Regions from separate parts of the Homo sapiens genome. Here region 2 is linked to region 1. A link is a contact called in ENCODE Hi-C or POLR2A ChIA-PET data. All regions are on one chromosome and are shown on one strand. Each heading gives the region's core, a stretch centred on a gene start or an enhancer-like site at or near the end of the contact. The rest is flanking DNA. Distances are from core to core; before and after follow the strand shown. Region 1 holds the start of GPR42 (G protein-coupled receptor 42). Region 2 holds the start of PMIS2 (PMIS2 transmembrane protein).

Region 1 (6,474 bases), core at 1,831-4,330:
TTTCCTTCTTTCTCTCTTTCTTTCTTTCTCTCTTTCCTTCCTTCTTTCTTTTCCTTCCTTCCTTCCTTCCTTCCTTCCTTCCTTCCTTCCTTCCTTCCTTCCTTCCTTCCTTCCTTCTGTTTTTTGAGACAGAGTCTCACTCTGTCACCCAGGCTGGAGTGCAGTGGTGTAATCTCGGCTCACTGCAACCTCTGCCTCCTGGCCTCAAGTGATTGTCCTGCCTCAGCCTCCCAAGAAGCTGGGTTTACAGGTGCATGCTGCCATATGCGGCTAATATTTGTACTTTTAGTAGAGACAAAGTTTCACCATGTTGGCCAGGCTGGTCTCAAACTCCTGACCTCAAGTGATTCTCTTGCCTCGGCATCCCAAAGTGCTGGGATTATAGGCATGAGCCACTGCGCCCAGCCAGTTTCTGTCTTTGTAAAGGGCCACAACACATAAACCGACAGTGTGTTGGTTGCACTGAAATTGCATAAGCAGGCAGAGGAATGTGCTGTGTAGGAAAGATGTATATCCAAAGAGGCTTCTGAAGGGGACAAGGATGTAAAAAGTTGAAGAGATCCTGCATTAGCTAAGATCGAGGAGCATCGGGTGCCCACTGTGAGTCACCTGCCCAATCATTGACTCCAAGTATCGTAATCTATACTTTTCAAGAAGTCTTCTTTACTGGGGAGAGGATGCACTCACACAGATACTCACTGTGCTTTGCATTTACTTCTGTTCCTTATCACAGCCTGTTTGCATTTGTCCTGCTCAGACAGCCTCATCTGACTGGGCCAGGTGACCACAGGTGACACACAGATGGAGAACAGCAGAGTGGCTTAGGGGCATGGGTGTCAGAGTCAACTGACACCAGCTTCTGGTCCCACTTCAATCGCCCACCAGCTATGGGATCTCGGGTAGGAGATGTCACCTCTCTGGGCCACTCCTTCATCTGAAACTGGGGATAATGCTGGTACCTCTCACAGGGCTATTGAGAGATAGAAGGAGATGATGTGTCAGGCCAAGTCCTTTAGACAGGGCAGCTGTTATTTTCATCCCTGCAAGCCAGATCCTCTCCCAGCATCCAGGCATCCTGGTGTTTGGCCCTTTTCCTCCAGAGTCTGGTGTTTTCTCCTTCCATCCACCAGTCCCACCCGGCCCAAGCACACCACCAGAACAAAACAGGAGAAGAAGGAAACACTGTTCTCTTTTGCTTGCTTCCACATTTATTTGGGTAATTTTTCTTCTGTCATTGTTCATAAATGTCTCTGATGATCCACATTTATTGAGCAATGGGAACTTTCTGGAAAAGGCACTGTGGGAGCAGAATGCGGCCTCATCCCTGGAGCCCTGTCTCCCCCGCTCCTGACTCGCTGGCTGGGAGCAGCTCTGAGGATGGGGTTCTCCCCTCTCCTGCCCCTGCCACTCACTGGGCAGCCCCCTCAGACCTGGGCACTGCTCTTAGCTCCTCTGCCACCCTCAAGAAAACACAGGAGCTGCCTGCTGCTATGAGGACCTCATTGTTCTCCAGAGCAGCCTCTCACCCTGACCCCTTCCCAGAGCCCAATCCATAGTGTGTGGGTGGATGGGGATGGAGGTGAGATCGAGAGCTGGGCTTTAGCGCGCATACCCTTAGGGAGGCTAGATGTCTACTCTGCCCCCAAGCCCCATCGGGCCCCAGCTCGCCACTCCAAGTCCCTCCTGGCGTGAGCGAGGAAGCGCCCTGAGGATGACACGCCAGCTACACCCTCCTCCCCCGGAGGACCTAGTTTTCAGCACAGGCCACCTGGCCACCAGTTCCACAGCCCTGTGAGTGTTCACTGGTCTTTCTTTCAGCTGGTCGGTCCGCTCTCTGCTCCTCCCCTCCCTTCTGCTCCTTCAGCTCCATGCTGCTCTCCTGCTGCCACTGGCCCCAGAGCCCACACAACCTCCTCAGCAGCTCATGAAAGTCGGCTTGGAACCCGGAGGAGGAGAAGTAGTAGACAAAGGGGTCGACACAGGAGTTCAGGGTGCTGAGAAGCGTCACGTAGATCCTCCACACCGGGCTTTCACCGCAGATATAGCCCACGACATGGGACACGTTGTAGGGCCCAAAGCAGACAAGGAAGTTGAGCAGCGTGGCCGCCACCAGCCCCGCCACCCTCCTCTGCCGGCGGTGGCTGCCCCCTCTGCCGAGGATCCACACCAGGCGGCTGTAGCAGTAGCTGGTGATGATCAGCGGGACCACAAAGAGGACCACAGCCATCTCCAGCCGCACGGGCAGGAGGATGGCTAGCTGGTCCTTCCAGAACTCCAGGTAGCAGGTCCCATTGGTGCCCTGGCTGTGGGAGATGTCCCCTGAGAATTCTATGACGTAGACCACGCTGCAGTGAGCAGAGGCCAACAGCCAGCAGGCCACACTCACCAGACCTGCCTGCCCCAGCCTCGGCCGGGTCTTGTACCACAGTGGGTGGGCCACACTCAGGAAGCGTTCAATGCTCACAGCTGCCAGGAAGAGGGCGGTGAGATAGATGGTGGTGAAGAAGATGAATCCAGAGAGTGGGCAGAGGATGAAGGGCAGGGGCCAGTGCATGCCATTGGCTGCCTCCACCATGCGGAAAGGCAGGAACAGCAGCAGGAGCAGGTCCGAGGCGGTCAGGTTGAGCAGGAGCACGTCCACGGCCACCGGGCGGCACCGCAGCTTGCCCACGAAGACCACCAGGGCCAGCAGGTTGAGGGGGAGCCCCACCAGGAAAGTGAGAAGGTACACCGAGAAGACGAACCAGTGATTGCCGGAGAAGTAGGACTGGTCGGGGCCTGTATCCATGGTGGTGGCCACTGGTGAGAGAGAGTAACATGGAGTTGGTAGTGGGGGCCCTAACGGCCTCTGGCCAGCAGCATCTCCCCTAAAAGGGCACGAGGTCACTACGCCCACCCCTCTTGTCTCTGGGTGCCTTCCAGGCGGGGTCAGCCTGCCTGTCTTCCTGAGCATGCCCTGTCCCCTGTCCCTTCCCCAGCAGAGAAGCACCAAGGTGCTCCTCCACCCAGCCCCTCGGGCCCAGGCTCACCTGCTTCTTTGAGACCCCAAATGCTCTGCCGCACAGCACCTTGCTGTCTCTCCAGACCTAGTGCAGTTGGCTATTTATCCGGCAGAACTGATAAAGACCTGGCCGTGCCCATGACATCACTCACTGTTGAGCAGTGGCACAAAGATGCCTTGAGCTCCGTTGCCAGGGCTGGTCAGTATGCAAAAAGGGGAACAAATTCCACAACTGCGTGCCTCCCTCCTTGCGCAGCCTCAGCTGGGATGCTCCAAACAGGCCCCAGCTGACGTCTTCTTCCCCTCCCCTCTCTTCCACTTGAATTTTGTCTGATTCTCTAGAATGGCACTTATCCAGTTTGCCTTTTAAGGGCACAAAGCATGAGCCAGTGACAGACTGGACTCCGTGAGGTCTGTTCCTTCCTGACTTTGTGATGTGGGGGAAGAGATGTGTCTCTTCTTCCTCCCCTACAGAACAGGGATTGTCATAGTACCTGTACCATATTTCAAAGCATGAACACATGCAGATTAAAACATATATACAGGTAGATTAAAATGTTAATAATATAGGTCAATTGCTTTTTGAAAATATTTATTTTAGATTCGGGAGCACATGTGCAGGTTTGTTACATGGGTATATTGCATAATACTGAGGTTTGGGCTTCTATTGAACCCATTACCAAAATTGTGAACATAGTACCCAATAGGCAGTTTTCCCACCCTTGTCCTCCGCCCTCCCTCCCCCACTTTGGAGTCCCCACTGTCTATGGTTTCCATCTTTAATGTTTGCGTGTACCCATTGTTTACCTCCCACTTAAAAGTGAGAACATACAGCATTTGATTTTCTGTTTCTGTGTTAATTCACTTAGGATCATTCACTTAGGCCTCCAGCTGCATTTATGTTGCAGCAAAGGACATGATTTCATTCTTTTTTATAGCTGCATAGTATTTCGTGATGTGTATGTACCATTTTTTCTTTATCTAGTCCACCATTGATGGGCACCTAAGTTGATTCCATCACTTTGCCATTGTGAATAGTGCTGTGACAAACATACACATGCAGGTGTCTTTTTGGTAGAATGATTCCATTTTATGAAAAATGACATTGATAATTTGGTAGGAATTGGGTGGAATCTGTAGATTGCTTTGAGCAGTATGGACATTTTAATGATATTGATTCTTCTAATCCATGAACATGGAATGTTTTTCATTTATTTGTGTTTTTTAGTTCTCCTTGTAGAGATCTTTCACTTTCACTTCCTTGGTTAGATGTATTCCTAGGTATTTTATTTTTGTGTGTGGCTATTGTAATTGGGATTCTGTTCTTTATTTGGCTCACAGCTTGACAATTGTTGGTATATAGTAATGCTACTGATTTTTATACACTGATTTTGCATCCTGAAACTGCCAGTCATTTATCAGGTCTAGGAGTATTTTGGAGGAATCTGTAGGGTTTTCTAGGTATAGAATCATATCATCAGTGAACAGAGATAATTTGACTTCCCCTTTCTATTTGGATGCCTTTTATTCCTTTTTCTTGCCTGATTGCTCTGGCTAGGACTTCCACTACTATGTTGAATAGGAGTAGTGGGAGTAGGCATCCCTGTCTTTTTCCATTTCTTAGGGGGAATGCTTCCAACGTTTGCCCATTCAGTATGATGTTGGCTGTGAGTTTGTCCTGGATGGCTCTTATTATTTTGAGGTGTGTTCCTTCGATGTTTAGTTTTTTGAGGGTTTTTATCATGAAGGGATGTTGGATTTTATTATATGTTTTTTTCTGCATCTATTGAGATGATCATATAATTTTTGTTTTTAATTTTATGTGGTGAGTCACATTTATTGATTTGCATATATTGAAACATCTTTGCATCCCAGGAATAAAGCCCACTTGATCATGCTGAATTATGATTTTGTCATGCTGCTGGATTTGGTTTGCTAGTATTTTATTGAGGATTTTTGGATCTATGTTCATCGGGCTATTGGCCTACAGTTTTCTTTTTTCACTGTGTCCTGCCAGATTACGATATCAGAATCAGACTGTTTTTGTAGAATGAGTAGGGAATCTCTCCTCCTCAATTTTCTGGTAAAGTTTCAGTAGGATTGGTACCATCTCTTCTTTGCAGGTCTGGTAGAGTTTGGCTGTGAATCCATCTGGTCAAGGGCTTTTTAAAGGTGGTAGATATTTTATTACTGATTCAATTTTGTAACTCATTATTGGTCTGCTCAGAGTTTCAATTTCTTTCTGGTTCAATCTTGGTTGTATGTTTCCAGAAATTTATTTGTTTCCTCTAGATTTTCTGATTCATGTGAATATAGATGTTCATCGCAGTCTCTGAGGATCTTTTGTATTTCTGTGGAATTAGTTGTAATCTTGTCTGTGTTATTTCTGATTGTGCTTTTTTGGAGGTTTTTTTTTTTCCTTTGTTAATCTAGCTTGCAGCCTATAAATCTTGTTTATTCTTTCAAAGAACCAATTTTTCATTTCATTGATCCTTTGAATGGCTTATTTGTCACAATTTCGTTTAGCTCTACTCTGATTTTAGTTATTTCTTTTCTTCTGCTAGCTTTGGATTTAGTTTGCTCTTGTTTTTCTAGTTCCTTCAGGTGTAATGTTAGGTTATTAATTTGAGATCTTTCTAACTTCTTGATGTAGGCATTTAGTGATATAAAATTTCCTCTTAAAACTGCTTTTGCTGTATCCCAGAGGTTTTGGTATGTTGTGCCTCTATTTTCAGTTGTTTCAAAGAAGTTTTTGACTTCTGCCTTAATTTTTTGACTTCTTCCTTAATGACTTACCCCAAAGTCATTCAGGAAATAGTTGTTTAGTTTCCATGTATTTGTGTGATTTTGAGAATTCTATTTTTATTCCACTGTGGTCTGAGAAGAAGGTTGGTATAATTTTCATTTCTTTAAATTTATGGAGATTTGCTTCATGACTAAGCATTGGGTCAATCTTAGAGTATCTTCTGTGTGCAGATGAGAAGAACGTATATTTTGTGGTTGTTGGGTAGAGTATTCTGTAGATGTCTATTAGGTCCATTTGATCATGTGTCCAATTTAAGTCCAGAATTTCTTTGTTAGTTTTCTGCCTCAATGATCTGTCTAATGCTGTCAATGGGCTGTTGAAGAACCCCACTATTATTGTGTGGCTGTCCATCTCTTTTCTTAGGTATCGTAGTAATTGTTTTATAAATCTAGGTACTCCAGCGTTGGGTGTTTATATATATAGGATGTTAAATCTTCTTGTTTAATCGAACCCTTTATCATTAGGAAGTGCCCTTATTTGTGCTTTTTTACTGTTGTTGGTTTAAAGTCTGTTTTATCTCATACAACAATAGCAACCCTTTGTTTTCCATTTGCATGAGAGATCTTTCTCCAACCCTTTGAGGGTTTGGGTATCATTATATGTGAGATGGGTCTCTTTAAGACAGCAGAAGGTTGGGTCTCATATTTTTATCCAATTTTCCACACTA
Region 2 (6,474 bases), core at 1,172-3,671, 220 kb before region 1:
TCATGGCTGCAGAGGGGAACCTCTGAGACGTGGCCAGGCAATGTTCCCAGAACAAAGAGGCGATGGGCTCTGGGGGACAGTGAGCAGTCTCTTGCCCAGCAGCTCCATTGACTTTCTACTGAGAATCCCCATTCTCCATGGTGGTGGAAACTTAGTTCTGCTAAATATTGTGCTAAATATTCATCTGGTTCTGAACTTGGGGTTGTCCATGAAGCTTGGGCATCAGAGGCAGCCCCGGGGTGTCTGTGGCCCATGGTGTCAGTCTAGATCTCTGTTTTGATTCATGCACGATGGCTCCCTGCTTATCCCTAGTTTTCCTCTACAGTTCTGTCTCCACCTGGCACTTGGGATTCCTATGGAACCCACCTTCTTCTCACTAGGCTGGGCCATGGGGTATCCTCCTTGGCTGTCTGAGGTCATTTCTTTGTAAATGTCTACACCATGTAGCATATCTTCTTTGAGAACTTGGAGCCTCTCTAGGCCTTATCTGTGAGGAGGGATTATAGATAACAGCTGGGGTCTCTGACGCCCCTCTTCCTCAGATGCAGATTCCAGGAACCTTATGGATGTACTATTGTCTAATCTCTCTCTACATTCCCTTTTCCATGAATGGGGAACCAATGCCTTTCTGGAGGGGGGAGAGGTGGTCTTCATCAGCTATTCTGCCAAAGCTATTTGCATTTCTTGAGGACTTTCCATTCTTCTCCTAAGAGCTTGACATTTGGATGTCAGAAGCTGGAAGAGGTTTCTGTTTTCTTATTGCTGCTCTGAGACACTAGACATCTCCAATCCCAGCTCAAATGAGAAGACCCCTAGAGAATAAACATCAGTTCAGATTTCTAAATATCATCCCCACATTGGCAATTATGCCTGCTTTAGAGACAAAGGAACTATGCTCAAGAAAAGTATCTGTTCAGGGCTATACAGTTTTTCAGTGTCAGAGGTAAGTTTTTAACTGACATCTGCCTGAATTCTATGTCTGTGGGCTTCCCCATTGGGACATTCTGATTTTCACAGTCTAGGAAACAGCTCCAGGGAAACACAGATACTGACCACTGACCCAGAAAACAATCATGGGCATGTTGACACACACACATACACACACACCACAGGAAACCAGAACATTCCATTCCAGTTTTTTGGTTTAAAATTCCTCTGAAAGAACAGCCCAGTGTCAAGGAGCTAAAGGGATCTAGGGCATGAAGTGTGGACCCCTAGGGTGAACGAAGACAGCTCTGGAGCTGAGTGAGTTGAAGTAGCACAGGCAGGTGGTCTGTGTGTTCCTGGGTTGGTGGGTTTCTTGAATGTTGAGTTCCTTGGTTAGAGGATTTCTTGGCTAGATGTCTCAGCGGTTGAATTTCTTGCCTGATGGCTGACTTGGCTGGTTAGTGTTTGGTGAGTGGCTCGGTTGGGGAGCGGACCCCTGGGTTGCTATGCCTAGACTTCATTAATATAGGACCAAGCCATAAATGATGCCTAAGCCAATCATTACCACGAATGCACCGAACCAACCAGTTCGGCCTGAGTTGATGTAAGCCTCTTCCCATTCACTGTTCTGGTTGGCCTTCATAGTCTGTAGGGGTGGAAGCATAGATGTGGGTTTCTGTGTCCAGGAACCCTGGGGAGAACGGTTGGAGACCTGCAGTCACTGAGGGAAAGCCCCTATGCAGGTCCCAGGATAGGAGCAGATGCAGGGGCCAAATGGAGGACAGGGTAGGCTGGGTGCAGTGGCTCACGCCTGTAATGCCAGCACTTTGGGAGGCCAAGGCGGGTGGATCACAAGGTCAGAAGCTCGAGACCAGCCTGGCCAGCATGGTGAAACCCCGTCTCTACTAAAAATACAAAAATGAGCCGGGCACTGTGGCTCATGTCTGTAATCCCAGCTACTCAGGAGGCTGAGGCAGGAGAATTGCTGGAACCGGGAAGGCAGAGATTGCAGTGAGCCGAGATTGCACCACTGCACTCCAGCCTGGGGGACAGAGTGAGACTGGGTCTCAAAAAGAAAAAAAAAAAAAAAAAAGGACGGGGGCTATGACTTGGGCATTATTTTACCTCATAAGAGAAGTACAAAGCTGCCAATCCAAATGGAGGGAATAAAAGTATAGCAAAGATGGTCAAACATAGGTAGTTTGGGGCGTAAAATGCTAGTTCCTCTGGTGTCTGTGTAGGCTCTTGCGGCTCCTGGGGCACCTCAGCTGGGGCACCTGGACCACCTGTGGTAGTGGGAGAACCTGGGGCAGCTGAAGCACCTGGATCACCTGTGGTAGGGGGGGCGTCTGGGGTAGCTGGCGCGTTGGGAGCAGGCTGGGTGGCAGAAGGTGGTTTCAGGGCCATGACCTTTCCCCTCAAAGACGGACTCCGAGTGTCTTGAAAACGGAGCGCCAGACCCACTAGGCTTCCCCTTGTACTAACCAGACTCCCAGGACCCAAACCATCAAAGGCTGAAGCTTCGCAATGGAGAAACCAGCACCCCACGTCCTGATTGGCTGCCTAGTTAGGGGGCGTGGCCCCGCCGTTCTCGCCCACCCCAAGACACAGAGAGTGCAGCCAATCAGGAAGTGGGCTCCGCCCACCCTGGTAGGGATTGGTTGGAAGCCTAAGTGGTGGCTCTCGGCTCCTCCTCCTCCCACTGATCTCTCTCTGCAGCCTGCGCGGATGGGCGATGTCAGGAGGGTCTCCCAGGAGTTGTGGAAGAGAGAAACTAGACACGCCCAGTAAGAGTAAGAGATTTACTGAGGGGAGGAAAATGAGTAGTGTCAGAAGTGGATTGTAAAGTCTTGAATTAAAAATGAATTCCGGCTGGGCGCAGTGGCTCATGCCTGTAATCCCAACACTTTGGGAGGCCAAAGCGGGCGGATTACCTGCGATCAGGAGTTCGAGACTAGCCTGACCAACGTGGTGAAACCCCGTCTCTACTAAAAATACAAAAATTAACCGGGTGTGGTGGCAGGCGCCCGTAATCCCAGCTACTAGGGAGGATGAGGCAGGAGAATCGTTTGAACCCGGGAGGCGGAGGTTGCAGTGATTCGAGATCACACTGCACACTCCAGCCTGGGTGACAGAGTGAGACTCCATCTCAAGAAAAAATGACAAAAAAAAAAAAAAAAAAGAATTCCTTGGTTTATGCTGACAGAAAGAAAAAAGGAAAGAATAGAGAAAGAAGGGGAAAAGGGGGAAGATCTTTCTTAAAGTAGAACACAACCTAATGGAACGATGGAACAGGAAATCCCCAATGTGGTAGGCAGAACTCTGAGATGACCCGAAGATTCCTGCTCCCTGGTGTACACACTCCTTCTCCAGTCACTCAGTCAAGTACTAGTCTGTATGCTGCTGGGAAGGCGTCTTGCAGACGTAGGTAGGGTCTGAAATCAGTTAACTTTAAGTTAGGAAGAATATCCTCTGGGGGCCTCACCTAATGAGGTGAGTTCTTGAAAAGGACTGAGTCTTCCTGGCAAAAGAGGTTTCAGGTGTGAGAGGATTGGAGGCAAGCAAAGGTCTCCATTGCTGGCATGAAGATGTCACCAGGGCCACGTAGGGAGGAATCCAGGCAGCCTCTGGCTGAGAATGGCTCCCAGCTGACAGCCAGCAAGGAAACGGGGTCCTTAGTACTGCAACAGCAAGGATGTGAATCCTGCTGTAATCACATTCATTTGGAAGAGGATCCTGAGCTCCACATGAGAACCCAGCCCAGCTGACACCTTAATTTTAGCTTTGGTAGATTCTGAGCAGAGAAGCAGCCATTCTGACCTACAGAACTGTGAGTTAATACCTGTGGGGAATTTGTTATGCACCATTAGAGAACATTTTCAAATACCATAGTAATTGCTGATTCAGGTAGGAGCTTTTAATGAATGCTAATACTGTGGGGTTTTAGCTGATGCTTCCTTTAGCTGGTGGTTCTAGGGGAGTAGAGGGTTTGAGGAGCCACTTTTCAGGAAGTTGGGGGTGGGTGGGAGGTGACACTGTGCAGTCCACAAATGTAGACCTTAGTATGGCTAGTCCAAGACACAACCTGGGTATTTAAGACCAGTCCTGGACCTAGAAGTAGTTAGAAGAACAGTGACAACACATGCAATCCAGAAGTCAGGATATTCTTCATGGAGGAAATTGATTCAGAGCCTTTCAAAGGACCAAGTGGATGTTCCAGGACAACAGAACATGGGGCGCCGAGGTGGGGGAAGACAGAAGTGAAGGTTGGGTGAGATGAAGCATGTGTATTGGTTGCTGGCAAGTCCCTTGGATAGTGGAACAAACAAACTAAGACAGGCTTAGAAACAAGTACATGGACAAGTGTGTCAAGCCCTGAGACATGTACTCCAGCTCTGAAGGCGGGAATGAATTAGCTCCTTTGGTAAGGGCAGTATCAGAGGATCAGCAGAAGCAGTGGCCATATTGCAGGGATCCAGGCAGTGAGCAAGAAAGGGGTAGTATAGACAATGTAGACATTTCTTCCAAGAGCTTGGAGGCGAAAGAGTAAGGAGAGCAGTGCCACAGCTGAGAAGAACATGGGTTCCAGTTTCTGGAATGTTGTAAGCCAACACCTGGTTTCAGAGAGCCATGGATTGAGTGTGAGGTGTGGAATTGGAGACAGTGTATACATTTGCTTCAAGAATTTTGCCTATGGCTGGGTGCAGTGGCTCATGCCTGTAATCCCAGCACTTTGGGAGGCCAAGGTGGGTGGATCACGAGGTCAGGAGTTCAAGACAAGCCTGGCCAAGATGGTGAAACCCTGTCTCTACTAAAAATACAAAATTTAGCCAGATGTGGTGGTGGGTGCCTGTAATCCCAGCTACTTGGGAAGCTGAGGCAGAAAATTGCTTGAACCCGGGAGGTGGAGTTTGCAGTGAACCAAGATTGTGTCACTGCACTCCAGCCTGGGTGACAGAGTGAGACTCCGTTTCAAAAAAAAAAAAGTTTGCCTATGAAGAGCCAGGAAAGGCAGGACTAGGGTAGATGCAAAAGGGTGAGAATGATGATTTTGCTTGTTTGTTTTAAAGATAGGAGGGACTTGAGCGTATGGAACTGAAATGGAGACTCTGTCAAGATGGTAGCATGGGTCTATGTTCTGCCCCCTTTTTTGTCTCTGGAATTAAAAACCAAAAACCAGATCCATAACTTGAGGGGGCTGAGTGATGAAAGGGTTTTGTTTTTTTAAAAAAAATTTTTGGTGGGAAAGGTGAGAGAGACCATGTCTCAATAAGAGAGAGATATGGGAGAGATGTCTTTTTTTTTTTTTTTTCTTGAGATGGAGTTTTGCTCTTGTTGCCCAGGGCGGAGTGCAATGGTGCAACCTTGGCTCACTGAAACCTCCACCTCCTGGGTTCTAAGTGATTTTCCTGCCTGAGCCTCCCGAGTAGCTGGGATTACAGGTGCCCACCACCATGCTTGGCTTATTTTTGTATTTTTAGTAGATATGGGGTTTCACCACGTTGGCCAGGCTGGTGTTGAACTCCTGACCTCAAGTGATCCACCCACCTTGGCCTCCCAAAGTGCTAGGATTACAGGAATGAGCCACCATGCCCAGCCAGGAGAGATGTCTTAATGGGGGCGAGGTAGTTCTTTTATACTGTCTATAGCTCTAACACCTAGAGCAGAGCCCAACACATAGTAGTAGGTGCTCAGTAAACATGGGCTGAATAAACACACCTTGGAACTAGACTACCTAGGTTTGGATCCCCACCATGCCACTAACTAGCAATATCACCTTGTGCAACCTCTCTGTGTACCAGTTTTCTCATCTTTAAAATGAGAATAATAATTATTTCTCTCTTGTTTCATTGTGAGGATTAAATTAATGTATGTAAGTGGTATTGAACAGTGCATGGAACAAAATGTGCACTCTATAAGGTGATAATGGCTAAGGGGAGAGGATCACATGAGACCAGGATAGTGAAACCTAGCCCGATCAATACAGTGGGACCATGTATCTAGAAAAAAAATGTATATATTTTAGACAGATATATATATATATCAGGCTCTGAGGGCAGGCTTCTGTATTCTCAGCTGCTTGGGAGGGTGTGATGGGAGGTTTGCTTTTGCTCAGGAATTTGAGGCTGTGGTGAGCCATGGTCGCACCCCTCTACTCCAGCCTGGACAAGAGGGAGACCTTGTCTCAAGAAAAAAAAAGAGATAATAATGATGAATGAGTGGGGTTCAGAGCATGTGAGAATCATTTGAAAATAATGGCCAGGAGTTCAAGATTGGCCTGGCCAACATGGTGAAACCTGTCTCTACTAAAAATACAAAAATTAGCTGGGCTTGGTGGTGGTTACCTGTAGCCCCAAGCTACTTGGGATGCTGAGGCAGGAGAATTGCTTGAGCCCGGGAGGCAGAGGTTGCAGTGAGCTGAGATCATGCCACTGCACTCCAGCCTGGGTGACAGAGCGAGGCTCCATCTCCAAAAAGAAAAAAAAAAAAAAAGAGAGAGAGAGAGAGATCCAATTGTTCTAGCACCATTTGTTGGATCTCCTTTTC

Evidence for each region. Hi-C counts contacts between places; a loop is a spot of excess contacts on that map. ChIA-PET counts read pairs that join two places held with the same protein, here RNA polymerase II (POLR2A).
Region 2: a map of Ramos shows a loop between it and region 1 (2.1-fold over the local background). The contact joins the promoter of PMIS2 here to the promoter of GPR42 in region 1. A Hi-C loop is called at or near these places in 1 of 168 maps with a recorded cell type or tissue (Ramos). POLR2A ChIA-PET finds 5 or more read pairs at or near these places in 1 of 52 experiments (activated CD4-positive, alpha-beta T cell).

Annotation. Positions count from the first base shown.
Region 1 is chr19:35,367,674-35,374,147 of GRCh38, reverse strand. GPR42 (G protein-coupled receptor 42) reads right to left here and starts at 3,080. Exons shown (of 2, transcript NM_001348195.2): 1 at 3,030-3,080; 2 at 1,186-2,799. The coding sequence starts at 2,788. The coding sequence ends at 1,748.
Region 2 is chr19:35,582,120-35,588,593 of GRCh38, reverse strand. PMIS2 (PMIS2 transmembrane protein) reads right to left here and starts at 2,421. Exons shown (of 2, transcript NM_001395412.1): 1 at 2,053-2,421; 2 at 1,298-1,618. The coding sequence starts at 2,334. The coding sequence ends at 1,448.